Linked DNA regions of Homo sapiens: regions 1, 2, 3, 4 and 5 are each linked to region 6. A link is an interaction called in ENCODE POLR2A ChIA-PET data of the cell type or tissue named here. Cell type or tissue: MCF 10A. All regions are shown on one strand. Region 1 overlaps AREG (amphiregulin). Region 2 has its middle 29 kb from the start of AREG. Region 3 overlaps EREG (epiregulin). Region 4 overlaps AREG (amphiregulin). Region 5 holds the start of AREG (amphiregulin). Region 6 has its middle 87 kb from the start of AREG.

Region 1 (4,000 bases), 76 kb after region 6:
AGACAAATAAGGAAAATATTTTGCTGTTCTCTGAGATAAATTCACAAAATGAGGATCTCTTGAGGACCTGGCTATGATAATAGCATGCTCCTCTCCCAAAGTGCCACAGTGCTGGAGATACCCAGGGAAGAGAAAACAAAGGTTGTTGATACACACTCATTTAACCTGCCTAGTCATCTAAAATTAACTTTGACTCCAGACTTTTAGCTTCTGAGATCATGAACAGGGGAAAATGAAAAACTGAATGTTATTTATCACATCCTGGAATTAATTGAGTTTGCCTCCAAGAAGGAATGTTGTAGTCTAACCTAACCAGCATTTCATAAATTGCCTTTAACTTAAGCAAAACACACATATGTAGATGATATCTAACCAATTAAAAAACAGCCTTTTCAGAAAGTGGGGTGGCTAATGAGCAGTATCCAGCTTTAATTCCAATATTTATTTGGTTGATATATCATTGTCTCTGTTTTTCATTCTGTGTGTGCACATAAGTAAGAGCTCAGTTGTATTTTAGGAGATGATGAGGAAATTTTGTGGCTATAGCACAGGTACATAAAATACAATACCACCTTATTTGGGTCTTAAAGAGATAAACCAGCTATTTAAATATTTTATAAATGAATGGCAGTCAAAACCATGCTAAACGAACATACATATAGAATTCTCCAAACCCAAAACAAACACCTTGACTATAGGAGGAGTAGAGAGAGGAGTCTAAGTGGACCAACTCTGTAGCCAGAGACCTGACACTGTCATTTATTAGCTATGTGACCGTGGTCAAGTTTCTTAATCTCTCTGAGCCTCACTTTACTTATTTATAAAATGTATCTAGCCTCTAAAAAAGTAGATGAGTTACCACTTGTAAAGCACTTAGAAGAGTCTATGGGATACCAAACTACTCAATAAATTTGAGATTTATTATTATTTTTAAGGTAATAGTGTTTTCCCTTCTACTCCACTGTAATGACTTCATAAACTTTTGTTTTAAGGGCTAGAAAAGTATATGGGATAGCAAGCCTAGAACCTTCACAGTGGTGACCACTGGCAAAAATTGTCAACACACATATTTCTTCTGACTTATTATAGCCTCCTTTGGTAATCTTGAGCGCTTACGTGGCTTTTGTTACCAAATATATTTTGATAACTCTCAATCTACAAGTTTTTTTTTCTCCATGAACTTCTTGTGTATCTAACTGCTTACTGGATGCCTTCCAGCACCTCAAACTCCACCGATCCAAAGCAGAATTCATTATCACACTTGTAGGCCTTCTCTTTTTCTTCCCTATGTTCAGTCTCACATGTGAGGTAAGGATCAGGGTTGATTCAGTTGACTAACTGGCCAGGCTGATAGTTATTTCCTCGTAAATCTGTTACAAATTTAAAACGATGACTTTACAAAATAGAGAAGAGCCATTCTTCAGTCAATAAGTGAAAAGCTATGTTTCCCTTCTAAAATATAGAACAAGCCAGTTCAAGGATTCCTTACTTTAAATCATTTCACCAGCCACCTAGCCATTGAAGCCAGGAATCTGAGAGTGATCCCAGATTTATTCTCTTCTTCCATTATCTCATTACTTTCAGCTTTGTTTCTATAATAAATAATCTTTTTTTGTTGTTGTTTTTGTTTGTTTTGCTTTTTTCAGATATGAGGTCTTGCAATGTTTCCAAGGCTGGAGTGCAGTAGCTATTCACAGGTGTGATCATAACACACTACAGCCTTGAACTCCTGGGCTCAAGCTTTCCACCCGACTCAGCCTGGCAAGTAGCTAAGACTACAGGTGCACTTCATTGCCCCCTGCTACGTTTTTGTGTTTTTATAAAACTTCAAATCAAAAGTTTCCCTTCTTAGCTTCAGATGTTCTTTACATCCCACCTGGAATAGCTCAATTGCTTCTAAGCCTATCTTCTGACCTTTGGCTTGGCTAAAATCCCTCCCCAGCACTGTGGTCTGATGACCTATCTGGAATGCAAATCTGATCAAGTTTGTACCCTGATTTCCCATTGCTTTCCATGGCCTACAGTGTGACCCTGCCCTCACCACCCAGCTTCCTTAGATCCTCTTTTGACTTCATAGGTTGATACTGAATGATTTTCTGTATTTTCTCTTTCAGGTCATATTGTTTGGTGATTTTGTAATTTTGCTTATGCCTATAACAATCTCGTTTCCATAACTCCTATTCATCCTTCAAAAAAGTTTCAGGTAGCATCTCTCCAGGAAGCCCTCCCTGACTCATTCAGGCTGAGCTAGGTGATAGCTTCCTGGGAGCTATCCTAGGGATTCCTGCTGCACACCTCAGCCAGTTATTTACTGCACTGCATTGAGAAAACATACCACCTCCTGCTAACTAGGTGGTAAATGTCTTGAAGGCAGAGCTTTTCTGTCTTACACTATACTTGAATCACCTGCAATAAATATTTAGTGAACTAGGATGAGGCTCAACACTAGTTGCATATAGGAAATATCTAGGGATCTTTTAAAAATGTTAATACCAACAACTCACTCTAGTCCATTGAAATGGGAGGCTCTGGGAGGGGAGTCTAGGAGCTTAGACATTTAAAACTTTTCAAGTAGTGATAAGGTATAGCTGAGGCTGGGAGCTCATTGGTTAGATGATCACTGGGCAAGGATCTGGTGGATAATATGCCAGAGACATATGAAGGTGTTGATGCTTAATGCACCTTTCATTCATGAATTTCTCTTCCGTGAGATGATTGCTGGTAATATTCCCCATACACATATCATAAAGGTTGTTTTGTTTTGTAAGTAGGCAACTTAGTTCATCAGCCAGACATCAAACTGCGAGGCATCCCGTAACCTTAGCGTTCTTGAAAGAGCATCCACCACCAATACACACACATTTGTTTAAAATACAATACTGTAAGAAAATAGTAACAAGAGGAGGGAAAGAAGGAGTGGGTTTTAGATACCTCATACATTCATGTCTTGATATTAGGGAAAGAAGTCTCAAATGTAAATACTTCCTAGTTCTCTTAAAATGTCACTCTTGTAATATTCAAACTTATTTTTCTCTCATTGTCTATGATGGTCATAGTGATGGGCAGTGAGTTTGCTTTCTTTTATAATAATCTAGGTGCACTGTAACAGAGAGGTAGCACCTTATCTTGATTCTAGATGCTTTTATAATTAACAGCACTTGGTATAAGTTCTACATTGGATAAGTAAGACCAATTTGGGATTATTATTATAAACACTCATGTTTGTGGGAGAACTATGTGACTCTAGATTATAATTCTCCCATGAAGAATGTCATCTAATAAAAAATGAGTTTTAAAAATCAACATAAAGACAGTAAAAAGAGAGAGAAAAGCCTTTTTAAATGATCAACCAACTGTTAGGAGAAAAGTACACTGGAGTCTTGCAATATCAGAACTAATATTCAAACTCTCAATCTGTTTGGTTAAAAAAGTTTAATGAGCTGTAAAATAAATACACTTCCATTAAATATTAAATAAATTATTTACAACTTGAAAAAATACTTTTTACCTTCGTGCACCTTTATATACAGAAATAGCATAAAAAGTGACAATTGAAAGTTTAAAACCATCATAACAAAAAGGGTCCATTGTCTTATGATCCACTGGAAAGAGGACCGACTCATCATTTATGGCTATGACTTGGCAGTGACTCCAATGTGATATCCTGTGAGAAAATAAAATAAAATAAAATAATAAAATAAAACAAAATGTTACAGATAAGCTCAATTCCAGCAGAGCTTTAAGAAACTTTAAAGCATAATCAGGAATCAGAATTTCTGTCAGTTGTTTTCTAGTACATCGTTTGAGAAATGCTAAGATTTTTCAGAGACCAACTCTTACTTCGGCTTGAGTTCCTCTTTCACACTTGCTTTGATTATACACCTAGTTCAGTAGAAGTCCACATATGCTCAAATCTGTTGCATCAAATTCTGCTTAATAAAAATGCAACAGCAGTCATGAGAAATAGTTTTCCTAACCAAATCTATGCAGTGGACATAAT
Region 2 (4,000 bases), 59 kb after region 6:
ATGGCTCTTGTTTAGTTTTGTTTAGAAAATAAATAAAGCAATTTTAATTCTTCCTTTTCTCTTCTTTGCTGGCATGTTTATGTTCAAAAGATTGTCATATTGACCCCAATTTTATTGCAGCAAACCCATTACCATTTCATCAACAGAGCTCATTAAGCCATCACTACAAATTCTCAAATTAAATGATGACTGGACCACAGCCAAACCTGCTGGAGTTGTACAGCTCCCAGTCCAGAGTGACATTTGCTGTACAAGCATATATAAATGCACCCAAATAGAGAAATCATAGCTCACAGAGCCTCTGACCTCTTTTTCTTTTTTCCTCTCTAATATTCTTTTTGCAGTCTCATGAACTTTATCAGGTTTAAAGACGGCATGCCTCTGACCTACCAGTGCCAGGCCCTGCTTATTGTACTCATGCACAGGAGCACAGCCTCCTTGATGCCTTGTATACAATGACTGCAAGATTGTGAACTTGGTGCACTCTCCCAAAGCCACACCTTCTCCTGGCAAAGCCAAGAACCCAGGGCCATAAGCAAAGACTTGAGCTGAGGCAGGTTAGATGAGGGCATGTTGCCCTGTTTTAACAACCTGTCAACAACTTAAGGGGAATTACAGAACATTTTAGTTGGCAAGGTAAAGAGATCAACCTAAGCTGCCAAGTTGCCCAGATTTAAAGGAGCCTTAATTACATATATAAAACCATAAAGATCACAGGATTTTTCTCTCTCCCCATCTTCTCACCCACACTTTCTATACCCACCCTCCTGCTTTAGGAATGCATTTCCTCCTGTGGCAGCTCATCGATTTCATGTTATTGATATAATTAATGGTTAACTATGATACTAATAGGCTTGGATGTATGCACAAGGCTCCAGTTGGAGTGTGACTGCAGAAAAACTTTTTTGGTTCCTTTCATGATTCATTGCCTGACAGTGTGGGAACACTACATCTGGGCTGGTCAGTACCTCAATGACAGCATTTCCTGGAGGGAAGGGGAGGGATAAAGGTGCCAAGAATATTTCTGGGTCTCTTATTAAAATAGAAATCGTGGTAAGACACCTTAGAAGATTGCTGGATAGATGGGCTGAGGTTAATTCCTCACATCGATCCAGTACTACTGTTATAGACTAGACTTGTCTTGGAAAACCGTCTTTTAAAAGAGGAACTTGTAGGCATGCTTGAGTACTGAGTAAGGAGCAGTGTTTTGATTCTGGGAGCCAGATCATCCTAAACACATGGAGGTAGCTGAGGATGGGAACTTGGCCTTGACTCACAAACTTAATGTGCTTAAAAACTCCCTACTATGTAGAAGTTGCTGAGCAGTGGTAGTGAGGGGAATAGACAGGGGATCTCATCTATAGGAAAAGAAAGGGTGCATCTCAGAAGTAATATTGGAAGCTACTCCCAGGATTATGTGTCCACTTCATGTTTCCAGGGAATAATGAGTATGCAGGAATGGGTGGTCATTTAGGAAATAAAAGAGAATAATGACATTGGATATTTAAAGAGCAAAATTATATGACCAGTGATTTGTTCCAGTAATATTAATCAGGCAATTCTATGAAACATTAATGGGAGAGGAAAGTAATGAACTGTTGAAATGCAGGAAATTCATGAAAGAAAGGCTTTGCAACTGTTTAAACAAGTGCTAATTAGAGCTAAGTAATAGCAGAGAATGAAAAATAGAAAACCAACCAATGTAAGAAGTTTTATTCAGGTAGATTCAGTACTATTAGATATTCAGTAAAGAAAGGAGAAGAGAGAGGGAGATGTTTTAAGCAATAAATGTAAATTAGAAGCACAGCAGGTTGAGGAATAAAGGTAATGAGTTCTGTTAGGGAAATGTTGGTTGAGATGCCATCCTAACACTAAGATGTATGGACAGATTGTCACAGAAGAAAATTAGAGTGATGTGGTGACCTCCAAGAGGAGAAAACAGCCCAAGCCTGAGGTAAGCGGGGTAACCTGGAAAGGAGAGGCCATCTCTGAAGAAAAAATATGTGGAGAAATGAAGAGGTCCTGGAGAAAAAGCTCAAGCACTCTCAAAGATAGCATCTTTTCTGAAAAAAAATTTAAACAAACAGACAAAATGTTCTGTAATTCCCCTTAAGTTGTTGACAGGTTGTTAAAACAGGGCAACATGCCCTCATCTAACCTGCCTCAGCTCAAGTCTTTGCTTATGGCCCTGGGTTCTTGGCTTGCTGAGAGCAATAAATGTCCCAAAGTTTCTCAGTCCTACCCATCATTTCCTAACAGAGACATGGACAGGGATATAGAGACTAGACCTGAATCTAGAGGCCAAGTTTCTCCCAGACCCTGCTTCCTGCAGTCAATATTCATCTCGTCCAACCCCCTTGGAGCAACTTCATTTCAGCTGATTCTCTTTTCCCTGACTGAATTCCAGCATGGCTTAGTCAGCACGGCTCTGATTATGAAAGATCTGACATGCCTATGAATAGAACAACTTGATCTGAGAGTAAAGAAATGTACCCGTGCTCAGAAAGGAAGTTATCCGCACTTCACAAAGGACCTAGTCCCTTGAAAGGAAGTGCTCAACCTAAGTCTAGCAAGTAGAGTGCCCTAAGAAGATATATTCAAAATATTAGCTAAATGGGGTCCTATGCTGGAAGAAGAGTCAAAAGTAGTGCCTGGAAAAGAATGCTTAATTCCTTGAATTCCTTAAAGTAAGGAATATGACATTTTGTGACATGATATTATGTTGCATATGACAAATTTGTGTGCTGGGATTCTATCAATGGTGATAACTCGTAGGATGACATACCTGCAGACAGGAATATTCTGGGCAACAGAAAGTGGGGATAAGACCTCTAAGCTATCCCAACAGCAAGGCCTTTTGAAGAAAAATAAACCAGCCATCCATCAATTGCTCAGAAGATGCTAAACCAATATTGCCAGAAGCAAACAATGATGAAGATATAGTGGGGGAGCCGAGGAGGGCCATTTCAACACATGAACCCAAAGGCCAATGCCAGTGGATAAATACAAGGGCTACACCTCTAAAAAACTACCTAGAACATAGTCACAGAAACAATACTCTGTGTCAGCTGAATCGCCAGTGAGTTTTTTGCTAAAAAGGCTATTTTGCACTCTATATGGTCTTGGAGTATATTCTTTTGAGCCAAACTTCCCTCCACTATGGTGCTAGGCTGGGCATTTTGATTCCTTTCTCATGGATGGCAGTATGTAGTTGCTAAAGACACATGTTCTGGGATTAGATTGCAAGGTACAGTGCTCAGCTTTACCATTATTGTTAGCTATGGTATCTTGCTTAAATTGCTTAAGTCCTCTACAGCCTAATCTTCCTCCTCATCTGTAGACAGGGAATAATTACACCTACTCATAGTATAATAATGACTAAATAAGATAATACATATAGAGAAGTGCCTGGAATATGGTTTATCCTCCACGAATGTAACTTACTTTATTATTCTAAGCTGTGAACAAACAAGAAAGTTTTCATATCTGATTTAAATTGGCTCCTTAGCAGTCAACTCAATTCAGTTTCATCATTACTTATTGATTATTGCTTATTTATATCAATTCACTAAAGACATACTCAGTGTCACCTCATGGTGTGCTGTTTGTTAATTCTGTTTTCCAGAATTTTTCAAGTTTCAATCAATGTATTGTTCTGCCTAACCTAACATAGCAAGATATAGTAGGAGGGTATATGTTTTGTATGAGATAACACCTTTATTTGAATACTTTCAAACAATATTTTAGAAGTTTAACTTTTTTAAAATTTATGGTCTTTTCAATTCAACCCATAGCAGTTTCTTCCTGTGAGTCTCCACAGCCCATTTCTCAGACAGCTGTGTTAGCAGTGGTTCTCAAACAAAATGTGAACAGTATTCTCCTGGAGATTGTGTTCAAATGCAGATTCATTACATCTGCATTGGGGTCTCAGATCCTGTGCTCCTAACAAACTCTCAAGTGTCCCCACCACACAGTGAGCAACAAGCATTAGTTTATAGTT
Region 3 (4,000 bases), 160 kb after region 6:
GTATCTGTTAAGCCGATTGTATATTTTTGGGTTCTGAAAAGTAAATTACACATCGGCATCAGCATCATAATGTATAACTTCATATATCAAATTTCACACTTAATTCTGTGAAGTAGTTATTAGTCTCAAATACCCTCAGTGTATTTAAATTAAATGTCTTGTCTAAGATCACTTGTGACCACAGAAGAGAAGAGTTACAAATTTATCTTTTGAAATCAAGTCTCCTGTTCTTCAACAATTTGAAAATTCTGTTGTCTTTAAAGTTCAGAATTATCCCCTCCCCACTCCATGCTTTTTCTACAATATAAATGCTGCTTCAATTGCTCTTGTGGAACTACAAAAAATATATTTTTGTTGAATGACAAAGAAATAGCTAAAGCCTAGATTTCATTGTCAGTTGAACAGAGTTGAAAACTATTTCACTAAGCTTTTTATGGAGGATAAGCTAGATTCTCATTCAAGTCAATTTTGTTTTATATCCCAATAATAATTTCACCATACTTTCACTACTGAAGAATGAAATCCTTTAACTAATACAGTTTCCTCGGTACAAATTGGAGTTTTAGTTGCACGTGCTTACATCCTTGACATTCCTATTCCTACATATTTCTTCAACTGAGGAAAGCTTTGGAGGAGACATTACCAATTCTCCCTCCAGGAAAATGCTAGCCAGGGGGAAAAAAATGCACATTTGAAGCTAGTTTCTCTATCCTTTGCATAAACTAAAGCCTAACCTTTCCTGCTTGGAATTGCCTCCAATTGCAACCTGCAACTATTATAGAATCCAACTTACTTTGGAGTGTTGCTGTTAGTCTTCTTTTTTAAAGGTTTTTAGTAGTTGTTAGTTTTTCCACCGTTGGAAACTTTGTTCCAGTTGTTCAGGCCACAGGTGAAATGTTTGTCTTTGTTAATTAAAGAATGTTCAGCCCAGGGTGTGCCTCCACAAAGACTGGACTTTCCTTACTCGTGACGCTCCCTTGGACACAGTCCATCGCTCAGGATAGTTTCTGTGAGACTTGCTGCATTAATCCTACAGCAGGATATTTTACAGGTGGAATCGTATATAATTTTAAATGTTCCTTTCAAATTAAAGTGTATAACTGCAATTCCATCATGGATGGATGTGGCCAAGAAAACAGCAAAATTAATTCTAAGTCATGTCCATCTGCACAGCACTATTGCTTTAAAATAGTGGTTCTCAAATGTTCCTGCAATATGCGTCTGCTCCCAAACACTTGCAAACTAGGGTAGAAGAGTGAATGCGATCCAATGAATAAAAAATCTATCTCCAGAGAAATATTACATCCACTATCCTGTTAACCTTAAGAATCGCTGGTCAGGCCGGGCGCGGTGGCTCACGCCTGTAATCCCAGCACTTTGGGAGGCCGAGGCGTGCGGATCACGAGGTCAGGATATCGAGACCATCCTGGCTAACACGGTAAAACCCCGTCTCTATTAAAAATACAAAAAAAAAAAAAAAAATTAGCCAGGCATGGTGGCGGGCGCCTGTAGTCCCAGCTACTCAGGCGGCTGAGGCAGGAGAATGGCTTGAACCCAGGAGGCGGAGCTTGCAGGGAGCGGAGATCGCGCCACTGCACTCCAGCCTGGGCGACAGAGGAAGACTCCCTCTCAAAAAAAAAAAAAAAAAAAAAAAAAAAAAAGAATCGCTAGTCATTACTTTAATGAGTCATACAGGGAGGGAATAAATGCTAAAGCATGCATATATTTCCTTAATGTCAGGCTTTTCATGACCTTAGTGTTGTTTGAACATAATTTCTCTATGATTGGACCTCAAATACTATATTTGGCTTTTTCATTCTTGACAGTAGATTCTTCCTAAGCAAATAATTCACTACGATACTAAATATTTTAGATAGTATCTATGTCAAAAAAACAGATCTGGTGGCATTTCTTGTCTGGTGGCATTGGTAACTAAGATACAGAGGAATTTCTTGCCAGGTGATATAACACAGATGATCTGTAAACTCAAAATTGGCAGTTGGCGCTTCTTTTACAATACAGCTGCAAAAATGGAAATGCATTCAGAGGTCATTGTTTCTATCAAATTTCCAAATGGGTTTTAGGAATGTGAACCTCACCTATATATCTCTCTGCCTTCATTTTTCAGATTATGTTTCAGTGAAATCTCAGATGTGCCAGCAGGAAGTGGTGCCAGTGACTCAGAGGATACAAATCGCCTCTTCCCTGTGAGTCAGGACCGAGCCTACACCCTTACACAATATTGGGGACCGCGCGTGGGAGAGGTTGAGTGCCATCATAGGAATGGCAATAGCAGTAAATGTCGTGGGCCCTGGAGCACTAAGAAGTGGTTGCCCAACAGTCAGACAAAATGCCAGATGTAGAAAATGTACTTCCTATTGCATACGGTTTATTTTGACCTTGCTTCATTTTTATTTATATTTATTTTGTTTTTCGAGGCTCTTACTCATTTGCCCAGACTGGAGTGCAGTGGTGCAATCACTGCTCACTGCAGCCTCGAATCCCTGGGCTCAATGATCCTCCCATGTTGGCCTCCAAAAATGCTAGGATTACAGGCTTGAGCCATTGTGCCTGGATTTACCTTGCTTCCTAAGGATTGCACTGAGGGCTCATCCAGAAGGAGGCCAGTACAGAGGAGGCTAGGATTTGGTGACTGGATGACCAAGCCAAGTCAGCAAAATAATTGCAAATCTTAGGGTAAAATGACTATTCTGGAAAACAATCAAGAAAATAAAAATGATCCAAATTAAAATCAGATAGATTACAGAATAAAAGAAATGCATCTCATTTTCCCAGTTTAACCTTTTAGGCTATTTAGACCAGAAAAGCAAACTTGTGCAGAATCATAGCATTTGTCCAGCCCAAACACATAGCAAAATCCTCTTTGTTCACACTTTTGCTGTGGTCACATGCCAACCTACTCAGACTGTTCATTTTCTACCATCTTCCATGGCAGTCTGTGATTTTAGAATTTGTCTATAACGTAATAGGCTTGTTGGATCTTGTGTGCTTTTAAGGAGTGAATATGCCTTCACTGTTTTTGGATGTCTTTTTGTTTTAAATTTAATTCCACTATTTGATAAGCTCTTGCTTCACCTTGGTCAAAATAACTCTAAAACTCATTATCACATCAGATACTGAAAAGACTGTCAGCACCTTCTAGTAGCAACCTACTTTTCAGAGAGTATATATATGTGTGTGTGTGTGTGTGTGTGTATAGATATATATACGCACACGTATATACTTATATATATACATACATATATACTTATAAATATTACTTATATATAAATATATATGAACACATATATACATATATTACTTATATATAAATATATATATACACTCACATATATACACACATATATATAAATCTATAGAAAACTAACCTTGCCTTCTGCCAGTAATAATTCTATTCCTATATATTTTTAATGTTAGCTTTGTAACTGCACTTCATTAAGACCTAAGGTAAAAACGGTCTATAGCAATTTGAGATAAAACATATGAAACCCAAGGTTAATATAACAGGTTAAAAATAAGTAATTATTTTAATTTTGAGTTTTGAAAAATAGCCATAGAATCTTCCTTGACAAGTAGCAAAAATATTAATATGCCATGTGTTTCTAGTCATAAGCATTAAGTTATACTTTCCAATTTAGGTAGTCATTTCTAAATCATACTTCAAATGCTAATATATTTCGCTTACATATTATCATACAATGCTATACTTAAAGCTAGTCAAATAAAGAATCAGTGAGTCAAAATATAAGGGAATTATCTATTTTGCACTAAATATGAATTTAAAGATGTATATCTTGTTCATAACGGAAGTATTTCCAGAATGCAGGAGAATACATACCAACTCTTATGTAAAGAGTACAACCCAGCACTTTGGGAGGCTGAGGCTGGTGGATCATGAGGTCAAGAGATCGAGACCATCCTGGCCAACATGGTGAAACCAAAATACCAAAAAAAAAAAAAAAAAAAAAAAAATTAGCCA
Region 4 (4,000 bases), 81 kb after region 6:
CCACCCCGAACACATCTTTTCCTCTTCCCTAAATAAATTCTACTGGATTCTTTCTGTTTTTCACTGGAAACTTCTCATACTCCATTGGTTCCTTTCTCATGACATTTATTTTACATCCCTAGTATTCTGGTTTCTTACATTTTTTTCCTATCTACTAAACAATAACTTCTTTGAGAACTGGACCAGTGTCTCTTATATTTATATCCCTAATAATACTTATTAAACACGTAGTCTATTCTCAACATTGAATTCCATCTTATACTCAAAGAATAATACTTTAACATAGCCATTGTTCATAGTGTATATATAATTAAGAACACATTCCATATTTTTCTTGAGATTATATAGTGTTAAATTTTTCAAAATTATAGGATATGATCTAAAGATATATTTTAAAACTCAAACCTGTAATTTTATCTTCAGTTATGCTATAGCATGTACATTTCCATTCTCTTGTCGAAGTTTCTTTCGTTCCTCAGCTTCTCCTTCATATTTCCTGACGTATTGTCTTCTAAGCCTTCAGAGAACAAGGCATTCTAATGTTATCAAGGTTCTATTCATCTATATGTTTGATTGGGGTTTTTATGAGTAGAGGGGGTTCCACTTCATGAGTAGTGATAGACCAGCAATCACTATACTTGACACTAAACCTAAACCTGGCTATAAAATATTACCAATTTCTAAGGGGGTATTTATGTTGACTGTATATAAATCCATTTCCAGAGGGCTTATATTTAAATGTGTCTTGATATACCAATTCTGAGAAGGTATGAAACACATCCATATGTCTTGTTTTTGCAGAACTTAGTACAGCTGCCATGCACAATTGGAGAAGATGATGGTATAGTTTTGCCATAGGAGAACTCTATACTTGCACAAATTAAATGATTAAATATTTTTGAAACAGGCTTACAAAACAAGTTGAGCTTTATTTATTTCTAGGTATAAAATATATCCTTCTAGTTTAATTTACTGCTGCTTTCCACTTTAAAAACTCAATTATTTAAAAACTTCTTGTTGTTGTATAAAAACCCCCTGTTGTTAGGAGGTCTTTAACCCACCACAAAACATTATCATTAAAATCATAAAAAGTTTTCTTTTATTGTAATAGTTGAGGGAAAAACTCACCTCAATTATGAAAACAAACCCAGCAACTTTTGCTTAGGTTTAGTGTTTGTTTTATGTTTCAAACACAAGGAGAATATGGGAGACACGGGGAAAAAAGCCACTGCTTAATTTTAAGAGTGCTAACATTAACAAAATCTATCCATTCTTTCCCAAAAAATGATTAAATATTTCAAGTCAAATAATTACAAGTTTAATTATTACAAAACATCTTCCTTAACTAGCGATTGTTTTGTTCTATCCTTTAAAATAATAATGGTTTGTCTGAGAGTATGTCTCCTAAACACCTTTGCATATCTGCCTTGAGGTACTAGAAAACCAGGACAAATTCTAGTGTGTGCAAAATAAATTTAAGCTACATATCAAACTTGATATGCATGATGAAACAATTTTTATGTGTCATGTTATGATGATCTCATCTAAATTTAAAATAATTGTCAACAATGGCAGAAGATAACCCCTTGTTTCCTGAATGGTAGTCGTGGTAGATCATGTACACAAGTGGATAGCTGTTAAAGTTATTTACCAAGACCTAAAATTAGAAGAATGAGTCCCTTGCTTTTCCCAAGCTCTAGTAGCACATGAGTCATCACAGAGCCATTCATGTCCTCCCCCAACTTCCCTTATTCAGTGACTTCTGTTTGACAGACAATGCCATTTTGATGCACCCATCAGTGCCTACTACCTGGGACAGTCTAGTCCTAACATTTACTGGCCATGAAGTGAAGTGTGTGATCTGTTATTATGAGCACAGGGAAGATACGCTGGAGTGAAACAGTAATAGAATTGTCCTTGCTTGCTATGCCATGTCTTATGATGGAAATTTATTTTTAATAATTGAGTTCTCATATTCGATAGTAACAAAATAAGCATAAGCTCTAAGTAAATTAGTACCATGTTATAATATTCCTAACTCAGAATTTTGCATTCTAATATGAGCAGAAAACATATCTATTCTTTACTGCTGATGATTTGTAGTTCTTTGTCGTTTTTAGTATCAAAGCAGTATGTCTGATACTACGAACCTCCTATAAACAGGTCTTAATTAGCTCCTGAGGCTTGATGAAGCATAGGATTTCACAGTAGATATAAATATTTTCTGAGATTCTAAAGTAACCATGAGTAGAAAAATAACATGAAATAAAACCTTCAATTACTTAAGTTCAAAAAATTTCTAGATCTTCTATAAAAGGGCTTTACATGTTAAATTTCAATGGTGGCCACAAGTCATAAACATTGACCACTTTCTGTGATATTTGTCAATAAAATATAAAAATATAAACCAAAGATCAAGTGACAATATAATAATTCATCTAAAATACCAGAGTAGAGTATGAGAGAAATACTGAAAAAATTAACCTCCCATTATTTTATTAAGAATTTGTAAGTTATGTCATACTTACTGGACTGTAATAACAGCAACAGCTGTGAGGATCACAGCAGACATAAAGGCAGCTATGGCTGCTAATGCAATTTTTGATAAACTACTGTCAATCATGCTGTGAGTTTTCATGGACTTTTCCCCACACCGTTCACCGAAATATTCTTGCTGACATCTGCAAGCAATTCACATTTAAAAATTATAATCACAAAAACGTGCGGTGTGTTTTAAGCTTATTCTCCAGATCATAAAGAACCATTTAATTCCAACATTAAAAAAGTTATGCCATATACTCGTATTTTAAATAATGAGACACAGAATGCATTCTAACTAAGGATCTATTAGTATAAGAACAAGTTGAGATTAGTTTGGGTGTGATAGTTCAAGAAGACACGCCTTGTCATTCTTTGTGTTTCTTTTATGACCAACTGATGAGTTCAGTGATTTGTTATGCAGTTGATACATTCCAATATTATTTAATGTGCTAGCTGCTTGTGGGAGGTAAGCGGGGAGGAGGTTAAAACAATGTGAAAGATTATGCAAAAATTACCTTTAGGTCCTTTTTTAAAGGAGTTTTTAAAAAATGCATACACACACACATACATATATATATAGAAAGAAAGAGAGAGAGAGAGAGAGAGAGAGAGAGCAAGCAGGAGCATGCACAAAAAATAATGGTTTATACCAGGGGTCAGGAAACTACAGCCCATGGATCAAATCCAGCCATTTGCTGCTTTTTTGTTTTGTTAAACAACCTGCAAGCTAAGAATAGTTTTTACATTTTTGTTTTGTTTTGTTTTGAGACAGGGCCTCGCTCTGTCTCCCAGGCTGGAGTGTAGTGGTGCGATCACGGCTCACTGCAGTCTCAACCTCCTGAGCTCAAGCAATTAATTCTGCTACCTCAGCCTCCCAGACTGCTGGGACTACAGGCTGTCACCATTGTACTCAGCTAAACTTTTTTGTATTTTTTGTAGAGATGGGGTTTCACCCCATGTTGCCCAGGCTGGTCTCAAACTCTTGGGCTCAAGGGATCTGCCCACCTCGGCCCCCCAAAGTGCTGGGAATACAGGTGTGAACCACTGCACCCACCAATTTTACATTTTTAAATGGTTACACTTTAATTCGTTGTTTAAGTACATGTAACAATCTTGGCCCACTAAGCCTATAATATTTACTATCTGGTGCTTTAACAAAAAGTTTACTGACCCTTGGTTTATACATTGGAAAAATAAATGGTTTCCTGCAGTTAGGGGTTTCAGACATGGTGCTAGAAATACAAAATTCTATATGCTTTAGGAAAACTTACTTGCATGTTACTGCTTCCAGGTGCTCTATATATTTGCATTCTCCGTGAATGCAGAAATTTTGAAATTCTGCATTACATGGATTTTTCTTCTTTCTGTTTCTTCTATTTTTTCCATTTTTGCCTCCCTTTTTCTTTCTTTTGGGTTTATCTGAAGTATTTTCACTTTCCGTCTTGTTTTGGGGGGGCTT
Region 5 (4,000 bases), 87 kb after region 6:
ATTGTGAAGATTAGGTTTAAAAATGAGACATACACCATTTATGATCACTCTGGCCATATAGGATGTGCCCACATTATGGTTCTTTTTGTCACAGTTTACCTAGGGGCTATCCAACAGATATACAATAAAGCCACTAGAAAATCTGGGGAGCAGCTTTACTTCTGAAGCAGCTTTGCTCATATAAACCCACATCTCACAGGCCATATTTTTGCTTTATCCCCTACTCACCTCTGACTGAATCATCGACAATATAGCCAGGTATTTGTGGTTCGTTATCATACTCTTCTGAGTAGTCATAGTCGGCTCCCGAGGACGGTTCACTACTAGAAGGCATTTCACTCACAGGGGAAATCTCACTCCCTGAAGACATCTCACTTCTTGAGGTAACCTCAAATCCATCAGCACTGTGGTCCCCAGAAAATGGTTCACGCTTCCCAGAGTAGGTGTCATTGAGGTCCAATCCAGCAGCATAATGGCCTGCAGGGGAGGGAATAAAGGAAGAAAAGAAAAGGTAAAGTAGGGTGCCTTTCGAGTCAGCTGTGTTAGGTAGAAAAGTTTATCTTTTGACATCAAAGCAGTTATTGCACATGTGCTATTGTTTGTGATTGAGTCATTTCTATGAAAGAAACTTTACATTTTTGCCAGCAAGCAAATTCAGCTGTCCCAATTACAGAAGTGCTTTTCTGAAGTTTTTCTTTTCCACAGATAATCCACATTAATTTCCACATCAAAAAAATCCCGCCAAATTGGCAAATTAATCTAATACAATTACTTGATGGGTAATGTCTAAAAATTCCCATCACTTCACATTCCAAATGCATTTCTTTTTTTGCTAGAATGCCATCCTGGCCTATTTCGGTAGGTTTTAGATACAAATATCAGATTTTCTTCAGATGTGTTCATATTTTTAAAAGATATTTTTAAAAGATGTGTTCATATTTTTAAAAGATGTGTTCATATTTTTAAAAGATATTTTTAAAAGATAATCTTTTAAAATAATATAAACAGTGGTTAATTATATCGATTATTATTGTCATTTTTCATTATCATTATTATTATTACTACATAGACAATAAACTGAGTACTAAGTAAGATTTGGGGCCCAGAGTTAAGCCACTGCTTTATCTTGCTTTTTCTTAGGTCTCAATAAAACAGCATCAGAGTGGTGCTTTTAACCTCTCGCCGGGATACTCTAAGTCCCTCTAGGAAGGTAAAGAAGAAATCACTAGACAGAGATGGAGAATTAGGCAGGAGGCAGCAAACACTGCTGGGTCCAATATCTGCGGAAATCACTTCACCTCTCTAGATCTTGGTCTTTTTAATCTTTTAATCTGTGAAACGAAGGGTTAGGTTCAAATGATCTCTCCCGTCTTCTCAGCTGAACTAAAGAAAAAGTACAGCGATTCTCTGGGACACCTTGTCCTGGACGTTTGAGACATCTGCCCTTCTCTTTTCCTCCTAGGGAGGGAGCTACAGTGATCACCTCCTGCGGCGCAGGGTCGGGGGAACTAAAGGGCGATTTTTAGAGAAGCAAGAGCCAAACTCAAGAGGCAAAACCTGCCATGGGAGGAGAGCCCAGCAGTTCAGCGCCGGTGAATCCTCACCTGAGCCGAGTATCAAGAGCGACAGCACCACCGGCGCCGGCGGTAGCAGCGGGGCTCTCATTGGTCCTTCGCAGCGGCGGCGTCTCGGTCTCTGGGGCAACTCGGTCTCTGGGACACGAGCTGCCGCCAAAACGAGCGGGTGTTGGAAGAGCGAGTGGAGACCGGGAGTGTGCGCCGCTCTCGAAGGCTTGGGGAGCTCGGGGCGGCGGGCGCGGCGCCTCGGGCTGTCCCGGGACCTCTGGGGCGCTGGCACCCAGGTGTGCGAACGTCTGTAGGGCGGCGCGCACCTGCCGCTTTATAGGCTCAGCCGGGAGGGGGCCGCAGCCCATGACGTCAAGGCCCGGCCGTGGGTGGAGGCAGGCGGCGCCCCAGAAGGTGCTACCCGAAAACCACGCGCGGAGGACACACGCCCCGCCTCCCTCGTGCGTAAGGATTCGCTGAGAGGAAGTGGAACTTAAACCTCTAGCTGCAAGCCGTTTTTGAGGGCGAGCAGGACTGGAGTTCCGGAGCTAGTACCTGACAGAAGTCCAGATGTTTCAAACTCTGACAACCTCTTTGTATACTTAACATCTACAACAGACAGGGATTAAATAGAAGAGTTCCGTATTTAGATGTAAAAGTACTTTAAGACCAAGAGTGACTTTGCCTGATGTTTCCAACAAGGATAAAGGACGAGAGAACTCAATGAGGAATTGCTTCATGTAGGATGGGCTTCTATCTCAATCAAGAGCCCCTTCCCACCCATTTCTGTGAAGTGGCCAGAATTTCAAATCCCCTCACTCCCTATTTCTTTATGTGGCCCAGGGGCCTCATCAACATTAATATTTATTGATGATTTATTATTGCCAAATTATGCACTTAAAATTTTACCTACACCATCTCACAGCCGATAATGTTCAAAGCCAGGTGGATATGAATTCTTCATCTGACTCTGAAATCTGCTGTTTTCCTCTCTGATGAATTTAGGTTTAAACTGATCCTTGAAAAGAGGGTTTCTGGGAAGAACAATATTTAGCCTAAAGGATAATTTCTACTGGTGGCATACTGGCATTTAGGTGAAGAGTAGTGCTCTAGACTGTGCCTCTCAAATCCCAAGATAAAAAGGTCAGCGTTGAGGGCCCACTTACAACCTAGTAGGATATTTAATCATGACAAGTAGATAAAATGAAGCGGAGACAGGAAGCTACTTAATTTGACTAACTTGGATGTACTGTCAACTAAAGAACTGGATTTTTCTTGACTTGAGGAAGAGAAAAAGCATTGTTCATTTTCCTTCACCTGGAGATATGATTCTTTCCTGATTGTTTCAGTAACACAGCCCTTTTAAGAATGTAGGTCAGGCCAGGCGCAGTGGCTCATGCCTGTAATCCCAGCACTTTGGGAAGCCGAGGCGGGTGGATCACCTGAGGTCAGGAGTTCGAGAGCAGCCTGGCCAAGATGGCAAAACCCCATCTTTACTAAAAATACAAAGGAAATTAGCTGGGCGTGATGGCGCGCGCCTGTAGTCCCAGCTACTCGGGTGGGCTGAGGCAGGAGACTCCCTTGAACCCGGGAGGCAGACGTTGCAGTGAGCCAAGGTCATGCCACTGTACTCCATCATGGGTGATAGAGCAAGACTCCGACTCAAAATAATAATAATAATAATAATAATAATAATAATAATAATAATAACGTGAGTCACAGTGCATCTGTCCTAATTCTGGAAATTTTTTTTTAAAAATCACTTATTTTTAATGGTATATCACAGTGCGTAGTCCAAATAATATCATGCATTTAGTAGAATGAAATAATCATGAATCATGCCTTCTATTCCACATTTGTTGAGAGTGTATTTTGTGTGAGCCACCTGCTTTATATTTTATGAAGGGGAGCAGTATAGGTTCACCAGGAGCTCAGTGGTGTGGGCCAGATACATAGATAAGTAATTCTAATAGATCACATGATGAGAAGGGTTCAGAGTGCCATGGAAAAAAAGGACATGGTTTAATTTTGCCTCTGTTTAATGGAAAGCTCTGTGGAAAGATGAAGAGGCCCCTCAAAGGCCTTCCCAGCAAATCTTTTACATGGAATAAAGACCTGATGTGAGGGTATGACCAAGTATGGGAAATAAGGCTAGAAAAGTGTCATGCCCATTCCAAAGTGAAGTAGGGGCCTGCACTGTTATCTGTTCTGGTGGATGAGGCAATTGTGATTCAGAGAGATTGAGAGACTTGCCCAAAGATTTCAAAAGATTCTTTTGGAGACTTTGTTTGGAGCTCACGCAGTTGGTCTACACTGTTGCACCTTTATGCTCCCATAGGCTTCATTTCTGTTCTAGGCCTGTTCTTCTCTTTTCTTCTTTTTTTTTTTGATTGACAAGTAACTTCATATTTGTAGTATATGACATGATGTTTTGA
Region 6 (4,000 bases):
GAAACTGAGCAAAGGTGTTTGATGACTTGTTCCTGTAAACATTCCCTTTCCCCTTTCTGTAACTTGGTTAATAAAATAGGATAGGAATCAGTGACTTAATATGGTGTCTTACAAACTCCAGATGCTCAGTAAATATTTGTTGAATGAACTAATGCTTAACGATCTACCTCTCAGTGTTATTTGAAGGAGTACTTGGTAAAAATTATTCTAGTTGGGAATGCAAAAGCACTACTTAAATTATTATTAATACTTAGAAAAATAATGCTATTTTAGAATCTATTTTAATCAATTATATTTTATAACATTTGTTTCAGATGAAACAGCTACCCTATATATAGATTACCAGTGTGTAATGTGGGTACAGTGTAAACCGGTAGAAAATACATCGATTTGGGAGCCAGGACCTCTGCATGAGAATCCCCAATATCCACTAGCTCTAGGAAAAGCTACCGTGTGTGCCTTAGTTTTTTAATCTGTAGAACATATTAAATATGAATTTACCAGATAACATAGAATATACCAGATAATTGCTAAGATCTCTTCCAGCTTTAACATTTTAATGTCTCAATACAAGAGTACTATTTAATGAAAAACATTTAAATTTTATAAAATGGACTTAGCTTGTAATGGGCTATCGCCGTGTTTTAAAAATGACATTATCATATTTTGGGATTGGTAAATTGTGTGTATATCTATAAGATAAGAATGACAAGATTACAAACATATCAAGATATTCTAATATAGGTTAGAAGTACTAGCTCTGCTCCTCACCTCACATACCTTTGAGCTATTTGGGGAGCAATCTATGACCAGTTCTACATAGTTAAGGCTAACTGAGGAGTATAATTATTAAGTGAATTGGACTAGTTCTGGACAATTAAAGCAGAAACTTTCAGTTATTTAAGGACATACCCATCTTTCCATTTTGTTTTAACTTTGTTCCATGAGTAACAAATACAGCCTGGCCAATCATGTGCTAGAGCTGTGCACTCAAACAATTTTATTTACAATAAATTTTAGGGAATTAATGAGGCATCATATGTGGCCACACACTATTCACAAAACTGTAATCAAAATGGCCCTTTAAACAATATGTTCATAATGGTGATTGACTGAGCCTTCTAAAGACAGGAAACCTGCAATAGGAGAATGAGCCTTCTAAAGTTAGAATCCCCAAGAAATTAAGATGAAAAGACAATGTGTTATTTATTGAGTACCTGCATTCTGTGTGACTCTGAGCTAGGCTGTTAAATATATTTACTCATTTGAAACATGATAAGATATTAGCAAATTTTGATTTAATCATTCCCATTTTAGAGATAAATAGTCTCTGATAAGTAAATTGCTTAAAGTTGTAGAGCTAATTGGATTTGAATTCAAGTCCCTGAAACTTCAAAGCCCTATGCTTTAACCACCACCTCCCATAACTATGCTTATGCACTATGTTCGATATTATATTTTAGGAGATAAAAATGTAAATTTTAAATATTAGTTTGAGGCATCTTATGTAAATCAAGAACTCATTTGATAATCCATTAGCTCATGTTTCATGCTGTATCTACACAGATTGACTCATTTTTCTAGAAAGCATCCCCTGCTACCTTCTTCTACTTTGATCTTGCTAACTTTCGGTCCTCCTTCTGGTCCTCACTTAAATGGCATCTCTTCAGGAGGCAAACTTTGATATTGATTTAAATTAACTTCTTACTCTTAAGTCATCTTATGCTTTTTCAAATTAGCCTTTCTCCCGTATGTCCAATGCTCACAGTAAACTGTCACATCCCTGAGGGCAGATATCATATCTGTCTTGTTCACCTCTGCATCTCCACCATTTAGAACACAGCTTGGCGTGTAGTAAATACTCAAAAATATCTGTTGCATGAATAGCACATGTATCTGATGTAATGAGCTGTAAGACTCCAAAAACATATGTCCCTTGGGAAAATTATATTGTACATTTCTGTTTTATAGCATCATACACACAATGAAAACAAGAAAGGTGTTGTAGTAATGTTAATATATTAACAGATTCAACAATGGAGTCCCTGGTGTGGGCTCAAATTGCTGGAAAGTGAATTATTTGTTAGCAAATTCATGAAGCACTGCTCCATTTCACTTTATCTTGTTTTGTCTTATAAATTCCAAAGAACTAACAACAGTAGAGTGGGTCGTTGCATCAACATTGCTTCCATTTAGTAGACTGATGCAAGTAACCAGTAACAAGGTCTTTCTTTTTCTCTTTGTGATACTTCTCATGGTCAAAAGATGGCAGTGTGTTCGAGAGTGACAGCCTTCTTTCTAAGTCCGAAATGAACAGCAGGGTGAGTGGTTAGCTGTGGTCCTGATGAATTGAGTTGGCTTTGCAAAAATCTCAGGTTTCAGAACGATGTCCAAAGCAGAAATCCACGCCTTCCCAGGAGAAACATTCACATTTTTTGGATCTGCTGCTTACCTTTGTTCAGGAGAGAAGAGCTCCAGAAAGTGTATATTCTCTTATAAACAGATAAAAAAGTAAATTTGAGCCACAAATGAAAAAAAAATTATTAAATGCCAGAAATAAAAGTATTGCTAGCTTCAAATACCAAATGTCAAATGCTGTGATCAATCCACTCGTTGACCCCATTTGGAGAACTTCTATTTTCACTGATAAGCCAAGGTATCTCTCCTAAAATGTCTGTATTTTATTTTATGGGAAGTTAAGATGGAAATATTTGTCTTCTTCATGAACTATTTTTAATTGTATTTACAGCACAGATATTCATAAATAAGGTGGCACTGTGACATTGCTGTAAACTAGGTGAGATTGTCTTCAGTACCTTCCTCTACCCTGTGAGAGCTCTCCTCCTTCTCTTGTAGCTGCTATTCTTAGAGACCCAGACATTCAGGACCAGGGCCTGAGCTCTCCTCCAGTGCGGGCGTCTTATTCTGGATGATGCCTCAGGCTCTAACTCAGTCATTTCATCTGTCCTCCTTAAAGACTTTCTAGTGCTGTTCTCCAAGGATGGCCTCTCTGTTGGAAAGGGTCAAATCGATATCTGTCTAATGGCCGATGAGGTGCACTGTATTGCCAGGTACCCAATCACTTATTTGTGTTTTTTTCAGCAGTCATGAATGGCACTCACCCAAGGTTACCACCAGGAAAGTGAGAGCCAGACAAGGTACAGCTAACAATAATAATGCTTCAGACAGGTAAACTCTGAGGCAGAGCAAAACAGATTGCTGTGCAGTGTGCAGAATTTTCGTACTTTAAGAGGAACATATTCATTTTCTATCCTTAACTCATGGCATAATGCCTGGGCCATGGCAAACATTCAATAGATGTCTAGGCCTAAGCTTTTAACAATGAGACATTGACACAAACTGTTGGGGCTGATATTTTTGCACCTCTCTCTTGTCCCTTCATATTATCACATGTTAAGAGTAAAAATCTATGCCTACTATGAACTGCCTGTGCCTATGACATTAGGACTTAAACAGAAATTGTGATGGATTGTGATTCTACTTTTTTGTTTTGTTTTGTTTTGAGACAGAGTCTCACTCTGTCACCCAGGCTGGAGTGCAATAACGCAATCTCGGCTCACTGCAACCTCCGCCTCCTTGATTCAAGTGATTCTCCTGCCTCAGTCTCCCAAGTAGCTGGGACTACAGGCCCCCACCACCACACATGGCTAATTTTTTGTATTTTTAGAAGACACAGGGTTTCACCATGTTAAACAAGGTGGTCTCGATCTCCTGACACTGTGATCCACCTGCCTCAGCCTCCCAAAGTGCTGGGATTACAGGTGTGAGCCACTGGTGATTTTACTTTAATTCCTCCTTACTGTGGCTTCTGCAGTGGAGAAGACAGAAGGGCTTGTTAGACAATAAGATAATAAAATGAAGATGGAAATAAGTTCCTGAAGCTTACTTCAGAAAAGTCACAGGGGTGTGGGAGGTGCCACGGGGCCATGTAGCACTTGTTCCTAGCAGGGAATAGGCCTAATTTGTTTGGCTTGACTAA

The links. ChIA-PET counts read pairs that join two places held together with the same protein. Peaks named below come from ENCODE experiments on the same cell type or tissue, not always from the same donor. Only the 100,000 strongest peaks of a DNase experiment are listed, where the experiment ranks them.
Region 1: POLR2A ChIA-PET joins it to region 6 with 34 read pairs; 3 of 35 experiments call an interaction of 5 or more read pairs at or near these places.
Region 2: POLR2A ChIA-PET joins it to region 6 with 28 read pairs; 2 of 35 experiments call an interaction of 5 or more read pairs at or near these places.
Region 3: POLR2A ChIA-PET joins it to region 6 with 16 read pairs; 5 of 35 experiments call an interaction of 5 or more read pairs at or near these places.
Region 4: POLR2A ChIA-PET joins it to region 6 with 26 read pairs; 3 of 35 experiments call an interaction of 5 or more read pairs at or near these places.
Region 5: POLR2A ChIA-PET joins it to region 6 with 27 read pairs; 3 of 35 experiments call an interaction of 5 or more read pairs at or near these places.

Annotation. Positions count from the first base shown.
Region 1 is chr4:74,454,423-74,458,422 of GRCh38, reverse strand. AREG (amphiregulin) reads right to left here. Exons shown (of 6, transcript NM_001657.4): 6 at 3,418-3,664. Among named protein-coding and RNA genes, the nearest start is that of AREG, 11 kb to the right of the region's middle. In MCF 10A, no CTCF peak of the experiment used is centred here; DNase peaks (open chromatin) are centred at 1,262, 1,892 and 2,012.
Region 2 is chr4:74,471,752-74,475,751 of GRCh38, reverse strand. No RefSeq gene overlaps it. Among named protein-coding and RNA genes, the nearest start is that of AREG, 29 kb to the right of the region's middle. In MCF 10A, no CTCF peak of the experiment used is centred here; a DNase peak (open chromatin) is centred at 2,421.
Region 3 is chr4:74,372,968-74,376,967 of GRCh38, reverse strand. All of the region lies in intron 1 of EREG (epiregulin), which reads right to left. Among named protein-coding and RNA genes, the nearest start is that of EREG, 9.8 kb to the right of the region's middle. RefSeq lists an enhancer at 1,591-2,790. In MCF 10A, no CTCF peak of the experiment used is centred here; DNase peaks (open chromatin) are centred at 977 and 2,247.
Region 4 is chr4:74,449,061-74,453,060 of GRCh38, reverse strand. It overlaps AREG (amphiregulin), which reads right to left. Exons shown (of 6, transcript NM_001657.4): 3 at 3,813-4,000; 4 at 2,529-2,681; 5 at 406-517. The coding sequence ends at 424. Among named protein-coding and RNA genes, the nearest start is that of AREG, 5.9 kb to the right of the region's middle. In MCF 10A, no CTCF peak of the experiment used is centred here; a DNase peak (open chromatin) is centred at 1,720.
Region 5 is chr4:74,443,011-74,447,010 of GRCh38, reverse strand. It overlaps AREG (amphiregulin), which reads right to left and starts at 1,875. Exons shown (of 6, transcript NM_001657.4): 1 at 1,605-1,875; 2 at 229-477. The coding sequence starts at 1,665. RefSeq lists a silencer at 408-608. In MCF 10A, CTCF peaks have their summits at 1,261 and 1,468; DNase peaks (open chromatin) are centred at 1,500 and 1,980.
Region 6 is chr4:74,530,330-74,534,329 of GRCh38, reverse strand. No RefSeq gene overlaps it. Among named protein-coding and RNA genes, the nearest start is that of AREG, 87 kb to the right of the region's middle. RefSeq lists enhancers at 2,104-2,398, 2,144-2,438. In MCF 10A, a CTCF peak has its summit at 2,293 (motif pointing right); a DNase peak (open chromatin) is centred at 2,279.